Regions from separate parts of the Homo sapiens genome. Here region 2 is linked to region 1. Evidence: read pairs that join two places in POLR2A ChIA-PET (ENCODE). Cell type or tissue: A673. All regions are shown on one strand. Each heading gives the region's core, and the rest is flanking DNA. Links, peaks and the distances in the headings are about the cores only. Region 1 overlaps MAN1A1 (mannosidase alpha class 1A member 1). Region 2 has its middle 32 kb from the start of FAM184A.

Region 1 (5,362 bases), core at 1-5,000:
GAGAAAAAGCAAAAGAAATTATCAGTTAAATATTATTTCTGTCAGGCAGACTCACAAGTGCTTGAACACCTGTGATTAATGGAGTGCTGTTAACCCACAAAAGAACTCTCTAGTGTTGTACTGCTGGATTATATACCTTTTCACATCTTATTTGACATTATTATTAGAAATTTAATTAAGACACAGAAAGCAGGTTTCTCAAGTGTATCAGTGAAAGAAGGCTGGGAAGGGAGTGCTTTGTTAGAAGATAGGAAGACGGCTTACAAATACTTTACAAACTGAAAGTATGGGTGAAAAAGCACAGTGCAAAGGAGATGTGACTCAACGGTAGCAAATGGAGAAGCTAACACTGACCATAATTTCAATATAAGCCAGTTTTTCTTTATTTTTTTGGAGTTGGAGTCTTGCTCTGTCCCTCAGGTTCGAGTGCAGTGGCGTGATCTCGGCTCATTGCAAGCTCCGCCTCCTGGGTTCATGCCATTCTCCTGCCTCAGCCTCCTGAGTAGCTGGGACTACAGGCGCCCGCCACCACGCCTGGTTAATTTTTTTTTGTACTTTTAGTAGAGACGGGGTTTCACCGTGTTAGCCAGGATGGTCTCGATCTCCTGACCATGATCATGATCCACCCACTTTGGCCTCCCAGTTTTTTTTTTTTTTTTTTTTTAAATATAAATCTACTAAAAGAACAAGTTGGACCATAAGCTGTGAAAAAATCACACTGCGAAGAGAGAAGAGAGGTTCACACTATTCAGCCCTAAAAGACCACAGCTGGAAACCAGGTCAGGAGAAGAAAATCAAGGGAAATGATGGATGAGGAAAGGAAGAGATGGCAGAACCTGCTGTCTTCGGATAATTGAGGAGCTGAAATGCAGAAGGGAGATTTTTTCCCTCTGGTACCCCCAGAGCACAGAACACTGTAAATTGTGGCTTCAAAATAAATAACTTTCTAACACCTTCAATATTACCAATTGGAATGAGTTACTTTATTAGGTGATACATTCCCCTTTGCTGGAAAGTCCTTGGGTTGATGAGGAACAGCTATCTTGCAAAGATATGGAGGGGAGTCTTGTCTTTAAGCGGAAAGCTGGATGAGGTGATTTTTAAGACCCCCTATGTTTCAGTTTGCGTTCCCTTAAAAATAAAGCATGAGACAAGGGTTGGACGCAGGATGCAGGAAGTCTATCAGGGAGGTGACATCAGGAAGTGGGCAAGTGGGAAAAGCAAAACAGGGACAGAAGAGCCAATGAATCATATTGTTCAACTGTGTGCAACGAGGCTCACTCCTGCTAGAAACCCTCTGAAGAACCATGTAGCATGCATTCCAGAATGATTCTTGAAGGAAAGAAGACTGGGACAGTTATCCACCAACTCCAAAACCTCCTTGGTTGACAGCCATTAACTCCCCAGCACTTCCCAGACCACAGCCAGCTGGCTAGGGAAAAGCTCTTCCACCTTCTTTTCCTGACATGGTTTCCAGCTGTGGTCTCAAGTATGCATCAGAACAGCCAAGTGCTGGAGGTGGGAGCTGCAAGCATATGCGGGGCTGCTGCTGAAACACAGGAGGCCACGGGGGTGGGCATAACACCAGGGGAAAAACGTGCGGCCATGCCTTCGAAGTCCCAGTTTTTCTGGTTTAAAAAATGCAAGACCCTACAGCACTCCTGGCTCACCACTATAGCTCAGGTTCTAGCAGAGGTTACTGGGGGCATCCCCAAAATTGAGACCTCAGTGTTGTGACACAGGGAAACGATTTCAGGTCATATATTATGTTAAAGAGTTGACAAGAAATAAAAATCATAACACATAAACCAACCTTATGATCTCATAAACAAGCAACCCCCTGAAGAACACAGCAAACCAAAGCATCCTGTCTACCTGGCAATACGAATTTGCTTACTTCCCATTTTTGATACCTTCTCGGCCATACATTTTGTACATTCTAACATCTATAAAATGGATGTCATAACTTAATTGGTAGTGTTATTTTTCTTAGTGGTATATAAAATAATGATGCTTCTTACTAATTATGGTGTTTTAGATTTGATGGAACACACCATTCCTGATATTTTCAACTTAAAATATTCAATTCATTTGCTGGCCAATTGAAGACCAAAACAATTCCCTATCACCAAAGTTTAGAAAAGCTTCAACTTTAACATTTTCTCCAGAGGAAAAAAACAGAAATGTAAAGAAATTACAATGACTACTGATTAAATGTAATAAAACTGCCCCCTCAAAGAGGCCTAGAGAATTGCTGTTATTTAAAATGACTGATGATTAATGATAAGACACATATTAAATGAAGAGGATAATAAGCAAGATTCACCGATGGCTTCCTAAGATATTAGTTAAATTTTACCAAAGGCAATATTCATTTTAGATTTCCTGAGAGAAGTCATTCCTCATGGACAGTTTTTAAAGATAGCTAACTTTCTAACAAAGAGTGCTAGAGAATGAGAGTGTAATTAAAGAATTTGCTTGTTCTTATCCCCTGAATTCCCTCCCACTCCTTGAGGAATAATAACTCTTACAATTAGACAGACATTGTTAGATGCATATCCTGCAGGTTGCCTCCTCAGGCATTCGGCACACAAAGCATTCACTAGATTGGTTTAGGAAGGAGGTATACTATCCTCAGCAGGAAGAGACCCAAGAGGTGACAGACAAAACAACACACTGGGCAGATGGAAAGCTTATAGATATTCCAAGAAACCTGAGACTGGTAAAGGAATATCCTTATACAAAGTAATTCTTCTATAAGTGCTTTCTAAAAGTTAGATCTAAGTAGCTATTTACTCTAAGTAAAAGCATATACTAGCATTTTAAAGCCCAAAGACAGAAAAAAACATGAAGTGGTTTATTGAAATAGAGGTGAATACCCCAAGCTGCCAACAACCCTTAGGTGGAATTAAGAGATCATCATTTTTGTATTAATGGGAACTTAATTTTAGACTATGCCTTTCTAGTTATCTCCTTCAATATCTAAGTCTATCAGTAGATATATCTATATCAATGTTATACAAAGCAAAGCTGAAGCCAGGGATATAAAATGACTTCAATGAAAATACACAGTCCTGGGTGGAAAAAATCCTGGTCGAAGCATTAAAAATTATAGAAAAGTTGATAAGCCTGATTTATGGGTATCACTGAACATTTTTTACTATGAAATTTATCTATAAGAAACATGCAAATTAAAACATCACCTCTACGGCTTCCCAGGCCCATTTCCTGTACTTTGGATCATGAGTCAGTCTCCACATATACATGTAAGTCTCCATAACTTCTGGCCGTAAGATGTAGTATTTTTCATTTTGTCTTGTAGCGATGGCTTCAACACCACCATCAAATCTGAAAGCTTCTGGTCCCAGTTTCATAACTAAAGGACATGGAATGAATGAATAAGGGTTATTTTCCTGGACAGTGCTTACAGTCAATAACTTAAATGAAACTAGAAAGTACAGTCATCCCTCAGTATCTATGAGGGACTGGTTCCAGGACCCTCCGAGGATAACAAAATCCATGGATCCTTGAGTCCCTTATATAAAATGGCAAAGTATTCGCATACAACCTGGGTACATCCTCCCATATACTTTAAATCACCTTGTTTACTTATACTACTTAATACAGTGTAAATGTTATGTAACTAGGTGTTATACTGTATTGTTTAGGGAATAAAGATAAGAACAAAAACTCTATAAATGTTCACTACAGACAGAACCATCCATTTTTTGGGAACATTTCTGATCTGCAGTTGTGGAACCCAGGGATACGAAGGTCTGACTGTACTTTAACAACACTGAAGAGAAATGTCAAAGTAGTCATTTTAAAAACGAGTTATAAACATCATGTAATATATAATATTCATATACTTAAACAATTTAGTCATTGAAAAGAGTCCATTTTAGAAAATATTAACAATTTATTTTTTTCATTTAACCCCCATTTACTGAGCACCCACCAGGCAGATACAAGGCACCATGAAATACCATTTGAGTTAGCCAGAAACTTAGTGGTTGACAATCCTAAGTAATTTCGTAACAGAAGGCCAGTTATTTACACTTTGTGTTTCAAATTCCTATTTTATAAGAAGGGAGTGGGATTCATGATCTGTTTCATGGGGGATGTGGAGAAGATTAATAATGGTTAATAAAATGCTAAGTTTCTCTTTGCAGGGAGATAGAGACCCTTGCCCAATGTTATTGGCAAAAGCAGAAGTCAGTAAATTAGGCTGGCTTTAACTCTTTATGGCCTGGATTTTTGTTTCTTGGTAAACTAAAGGTAGATATTTTTAGGAAGAAAAGCATTGCCTTTTAAAATAAAATATACATTCCTTTGAGACATTAATCACGATCATCAAGCTTCATAGGCAGAGCGGATAGTCTTTTGAGGGCAGCAATGACAAAACTGCATTAAATCAAAGCATGTGGGAATAGACCATAAATGAAGAATAACATGTACTCACATGTTCGATTATATGATTCATGACAAGTACGGGCAATTTCAGCCCCGAGTTCAAGGTAGTGTTGGGCCATGCCTTCGGGAGCTGCATCAGCCCCGAGTGCGAACATGCCCCCCGCGAAGCAGGTCAGGTGGCCCATCTTGTGCTCCAGGAGGCCCCCTTTCCACTCTGCGATATAAGTTAGTCCGCTGCTAGACTTGCGGATCAAATGAGTCTCGATAGCCTGTGAAAAACACTTATTTTTTAACATTTTGTAATCTCTTCTCAAATTTATACTAAAAATATGCCCAACATTAAAAAAAAAAGAATAGAATACACCTGACAATCAGAGTTTGGTGTTAAAAATCCATTCAACCTGAAATTACATGCTATTGCTTTCTGTATTCCTCCTCTAGTTTATGCCTTATTTGTTTGATTAGTCAGAATTAACACTGCTGCGCCAGCACATTTGGTTTTGCTTGGTTCTGTGACCAAACATTGTATTCCTCATATTCAAAAAACTTTCTCCTTCCCAAAGACAGGCCACTGTGCAGCAGTAATAGTTGGTTTGGTACATTTTCATTTCCATAAGTGGTGAAATAACACAGCCCAGGCCCTAAGGTGGATGAAGAACACAGCATATTTGTGCATGAGATCCAGGATGGTGGCAGAACTCTTCCTTTCACTTCTGTAGGCTTGGAGGGATAACAAAATAGAGTGGCAAAGAGGAGGTGTTCTGGGGCCAGAAGACTTGGCTTCAAATTCCAGCTCTGACACTATCTCTAATTTGTGGGAGTGAACAATTTGCTTACTATATCTCTAAATCTCAGCATCCTAATCCATAAATGGGAACAACAGGATCTCCTGATACGACTCTGCCACATTTTGTTTATAAAGCAGTCACTAATGCAAGTGGCACTTGAT
Region 2 (5,385 bases), core at 101-5,100, 77 kb before region 1:
GCAGAGTGGAACCATCACCAAGAACTCGAGTCTCTTCTCTCTTCTGAAATGCTGTTAAATAGCCTCTACCCCATCCAGGCTCTATTGAGGTCCTCTGCACTTTAGTTTGCTTCCTCCAAGTCAGCAGCTCTAGAAGGTGGCCAGCACTGGTGGCAATTTTTTTTTTCTTTGCCTCTGCCGAAATTCCATGATGGTGTACTGGGGTTGTCACTCTTAAAAACTTTTTCTTGACTTTTTAAAAGACTGTCTACCTTTTCAAATCATAATCTTCTCTTCAAATTGCAGGGAGTGCCTGCAATCCTCTTCATGGATTGAAAATGACAGTACCCTCTGGAGGTTGGGTTGGTTCCCTCTTTGGAAGGAGTCACCCAGGGATTGATGGATGGAGTTTGATGGAGAGTGAAGAGAGCTGCTGGCTCAGGAGCTGACACTCAGTACAAGCTTGGGTACCTGGGATGCTCCTGGGTTTCCCAACCATTAAAGCTTTGAGTGGAGTTGGGAATGCCTGAGCCAATAATCTCCACGCTCCAGGAAACAGAAGTGACTTCTACTCAACTTCCAAATGTTTTCTTCCTAGCTTTTGAGGGCATCTATGAGTTGACTCAATACTACAAACCTAAATCTACTCCCCACTATTTTCCAAAACAAGTCTTCCTTTCATGCCACAAACAAGCCAAACATCTGCATCCTTTCTTGTCTTTTTTCCTTTCTACTTAGAAAGTTATTTCTTCAATATTCTCTCTTTGTAAATTATCCCTATTCCTATCTCCTCCATGAAACCCTTTCCCAACTATTCTTGGTCTTATTGTTTTCTCAATTTCTGTAGCACTTGTCCTTGAACCATATAATTTAGCCATTAATTACACACTGTGCCACACTATTTGCTCTTATGCTAATGTGTCTTTAGTTTTTTATTCTCCAACTAAATTATAAGTGTCATGAGACATTTCCCATCTCTTACTTTACAAATGTAGAAACCTGTTTAAAGTACACAGAAGAAATTAGAGTCACAGATTTAGACCTGATTTTAGCACTTAAACCTCAGCCTCTCTCACAGTCACTCTCCTGTTTGGTTCCATCCCTTTGGGTGCTCTGATTCTAGAATATTTTCTCCAAGTCTTTCATTTCACTTTTTCTGTGAATCCTTCTCTCTCTCTCTGTCTGTCTCTCTGTCTCTCTCTCAGATGTTGGTAAATGTTCATGTCACTGGATGAATACTTTAGCTATGTATACAGAGCACCAAATGTTCTCACTAAAAAGATATGGATGAGGACAGGATTATCTTGACCTTGTGGCATTTCACAAATGAGTTATTATAACATTGTGGCAAAATCTGACGAATTGAAGCTGTTAATGAACAGAGACTCCCACATTCATGAGGACTTTCATCTTAGAAACTCAGCTCTGCTTTTATTATTTAAAATAGCTCTGCTATTTATTATTTATTATCCTCTTCTCCTACTTCTACTCCTAAATGCCATTCCTTTATTTATGGAAAAGCCTACTAACTCATTACTTTAAATGTTGCGTAATATCTGCCTTAGTATTTTTAGACCTATGTCTGATAAAAATGTAGTTCTGCCCTGCATTTTAGGCACCTTTTCTCAATTAAAAAAGAAGCTAGTATATTTATTGTCTTTATCTTTAAACACACATTTAACTCATCGATGCATCCCAGGGACTATCTATCCATCTCACCTGGGGGTTGGGCGCTGCTTCACCTAACATAAGTCTAAGTATCGTGCTTTAACTCAATAAGGAAATATTTTTCTCGCATAACAGGAAGTGAGAAGTCCTGCTTGAAAGTAAGCAGTCCACCTACAGATGGGTAGCCCAGGGATCCTGGGGCACCTCACCTGGGCCATCATCACCCCAGGCTCCTTTTTCTACTCTGCAGTGCTTAACATGTGCGTTTATTTTCCTGGTGGTCTCATCGTTACAGTATGGCTGTCCCACCTTTAGTTTCCCACCCAGGTTTTTGGTAGGAAGCAACCAAAACAACAATCGAAACACAACAAACACAAGGAAGAACGGGAGGAGCCTGTATCAGGAAAGCAAAACTTTTGATTTCCAGCAGACTTGAGCTTCTATCTCCAGGAAAGAACTGTGGCATACCCTCATCTCGGCTGCAAGAGAGGTGAGGCAATGGAGATTTTTTTTTTAGTTGGGTACACGGTGGCCTAATCAAAATTGGGGTTTTTATTTGTAGGCAAAAAAGTGAAAAGGATATTGGATAGACAACTAGCAGGGTCTATCCCATGGACAAGCCAGAGGCCGTTCCTCATGAATGATGAAGACCTATTTTCAGAGCTTGAAGATGTGGCAAGATTATGAATGTGTGGTTGGCTGAGACATTTCAGGCAAGACTGTGAAAGCTGTGAGCAGAATTTCAAGCACTCAGATACTGATCCACCATTCTTTTATATTTCACAATTAAAGTACTCCTTGTTAGTTAAACCCACACAAATGCTTCCAGCATTTCTTATGTTGAACATAGGCGACCTGGGGAAAAATGTGAATTCCATTCTAAAGAGGCAAAATTTAACGCAGTAAAAAACAGCTATGGTTTTGCCAGACATTGGGTCTAGTTCATGAATATTTGCTGCCACCTGCAGTTTAAACTTGATATTCACTCTGGTCACCACCTGTAACTGAAGTGTGGCCCAGCAAATGAAAAGGAAGGTTGCGATGAGTATCCTCGTCATTGCTGCAGCCTTATGCTTACTTAAAATTGAAGTTTCTATTTGTACATCCCCATTCATAGCAACATTATTTATAAAAGTCAAAGCATGGAAGCAACCCAAGTGTCCCTTGATGGTGAATGGATAAACAAAATATGTTATATACAAACAATATAATATTATTCAGCCTCAAAAAGGAAGTTTTGACACGTTATCACATAGATGAGCCTTGAAGACTTAACTGCAATAAGCCAATTACAAAAAGATAACTAATATATTATTTCACTTATATGAGATTCTCAGAGCACTTAAATTCCCAGAAACAGCAAGTAGAATGGTGATTGACAGGGGCTAGGGAGGAAGAGGGAACGGAGAGTCAGAGTTTAATGGATACAGAGTTTCAGTTGGGGAAGATGAAAAACGGCTGGACGTGGATGGTGGTGATGGTTGCACAAAAATGTGAATGTTCTCAGTGCCCAGAACTGTACATTCAAAAATGGCTAAAATGGCAAAAGATAATTTTTTAAAATGTTGAATTTCCAGGGAAGTGAGGAAGCTGATTCCGTAGACCACAGAAACCCGGCGTATTCCAGTTTATGTTACCATGTAATAATAAGTTGACACTAAGTCTGTTGGGTTTCCCCATTCCTGAAAGAGGTGTCTTGTCTGTTGATGAACAGATTGTCATGTTCTAGTCACAATGCAAATTATTTTGGCGGTGTCGAGAATGCAGCAGTTTAATGTACTACGAAAAATGCATGTAGTAGATTCAGCTGCAGGGAAGGAGGCAAGTTAGGGTAATTTGGGCAACTCATGTTTCTCTATAAAATCCATTTCCTGGCATATAGACTGAATATTTTCATTAAAGAAACAGTTTTCATTAAAGAAACAGAAAAGAGACTGTTTAGTGGCCCTAGAGAAATTGAAAAATTGTTTTCATGGTCTTCTGGTAGTTTTAAAACATAGCAAAGTAACAAGGCCATGTACTGCATATTATTCTATTAAAAACTATGTAATCCCTGATTGTACTTATTCTGGAAAGAAAGCAGGTGGGGACCTCCTATGTCCATGAAATGTGTTATTATTATACATAGAGTGTGGGAATGATCATATTTCTTTTTTCTTTTCTTTCTTTCTTTTTTTTTTTCAGGTGTAGTTTCACTCTTGTTGCCCAGGCTGGAGTGCAATGGCGCAATCTCGGCTCATCACAACCTCCGCCTCCCGGGTTCAAGCAATTCTCCTGCCTCAGCCTCCTCAGTAGCTGGGATTACAGGCACGTTACATGCCCGGCTAATTTTGTATTTTTAGTAGAGACGGGGTTTCTCCATGTTGGTCAAGCTGGTCTCGAACTCCCAACCTCAGGTGATCCGCCTGCCTGGGCCTCCCAAAGTGCTGGGATTACAGGCGAGAGCCACCACGCCTAGCCTTGAATGATCATACTTCAAATTGAACGTGCCATGACTTCCATCCGGGTTAGGTTTAAACCGTTTAGAAAACTCTTGAGATAACATTTTTAGTTTTCTGGCCATTGAAAGTTGAATGGGTTTTAGAGTAGAGCAGTCTCCTTTATCCTTTTCACTTTCAGCTTAATTGATTTCCACCCCCACACTTGCAATTCAGATCGTCAGTGGCTATTACCTGTTATACCCTGAAGAGTGGCCACAGGACAGACATCACTCTACAGAGAAATTGAATTTTATTCTTTTGGAAAATGGACTGCAATCCTGTCTCATAGCTTGAGATAGTCACACTATTTTTTAAAGGAAATGTGTGGAAAAGATAAAAATGAAATTGAGAAAGATAGTTAAAATATGAGGAAAGTTGAAAAAGGATAGATGTGGAATCCAAGGCATCTTTGGAAAACTTCTTTGTGTGGGATAAAGGATGCCTTCTGCGAAGAAAATCAGCAAAATGACCAACTGCCATAAAAGGGCACTTACAGTACATTTTTCCTTGCCTAAATGCTAAGTGGAGCTGCAGAAGGGAGGGGAAGGTTTTACTTCCTGTCTCTCTGGCAGAGGGGAGTGTAGTTGGCTGCCAGTCCCCTTGCTGTTCTCTGGGTCCACACCGCCCCAGTATGGCTGCAGCCACTGACTGAGCATGACAGGGTACTACTGCCAGCCCATTTCTGTGGCATGGCCATTGTGCTCATGGGGCAAGTTTCCTGATCACCATTATCAGATTATTTGACTCAACCCTTTAAAAAAAAATGCTCTCATTATGTTCCTGAAACATTACAACTGTGGCCAGGAAACTCTCTCGCTTGCTCAACCTGCCTCCTAATTTCCCCAGATCTCCCTGGCTCTCAAGGTCCTTCCCCTTCACTGTTTAAATGAGGCCTGGCTGTGTCCTGAGTTACGGGTTGTCATGCAGCTTTCTTAAGTCCCCATTATGACTTGGTGCCTGGATGTGGAGACTTGCTTCCCAGTGATGCTTCTGAAACCAGTTTTCTTCCTTTTTTTTCAACCTCACCACCCCTAATCATGCTTCTTTGAAGCTCATACCATACAACTATAGTTCTCAGTCCCCCCTTATCTGTGGTTTTGCTTTCCAAGGTTTCAGTTACCTGAAGTCAACTGTGGTCTGAAAATAGGTGAGTACAGTACAATAAGATATTGAGAGAGAGAGAGAGAAAGAGAGAGAGAGAGAGACCACATTCACATAACATGTATTATATGCCTGTAATCTCAGCACTTTGGGAGGC

The links. Peaks named below come from ENCODE experiments on the same cell type or tissue, not always from the same donor. Only the 100,000 strongest peaks of a DNase experiment are listed, where the experiment ranks them.
Region 2: POLR2A ChIA-PET joins it to region 1 with 14 read pairs; 2 of 35 experiments call an interaction of 5 or more read pairs at or near these places.

The regions. Positions count from the first base shown.
Region 1 is chr6:119,185,202-119,190,563 of GRCh38, forward strand. It overlaps MAN1A1 (mannosidase alpha class 1A member 1), which reads right to left. Exons shown (of 13, transcript NM_005907.4): 10 at 4,463-4,682; 11 at 3,204-3,376. Among named protein-coding and RNA genes, the nearest start is that of FAM184A, 110 kb to the left of the region's middle. In A673, for the core only: no CTCF peak of the experiment used is centred there; a DNase peak (open chromatin) is centred at 2,570.
Region 2 is chr6:119,108,321-119,113,705 of GRCh38, forward strand. It overlaps a transcript of FAM184A not described here. Among named protein-coding and RNA genes, the nearest start is that of FAM184A, 32 kb to the left of the region's middle. In A673, for the core only: a CTCF peak has its summit at 2,619 (motif pointing left); a DNase peak (open chromatin) is centred at 2,601; H3K27me3 peaks cover 330 bases.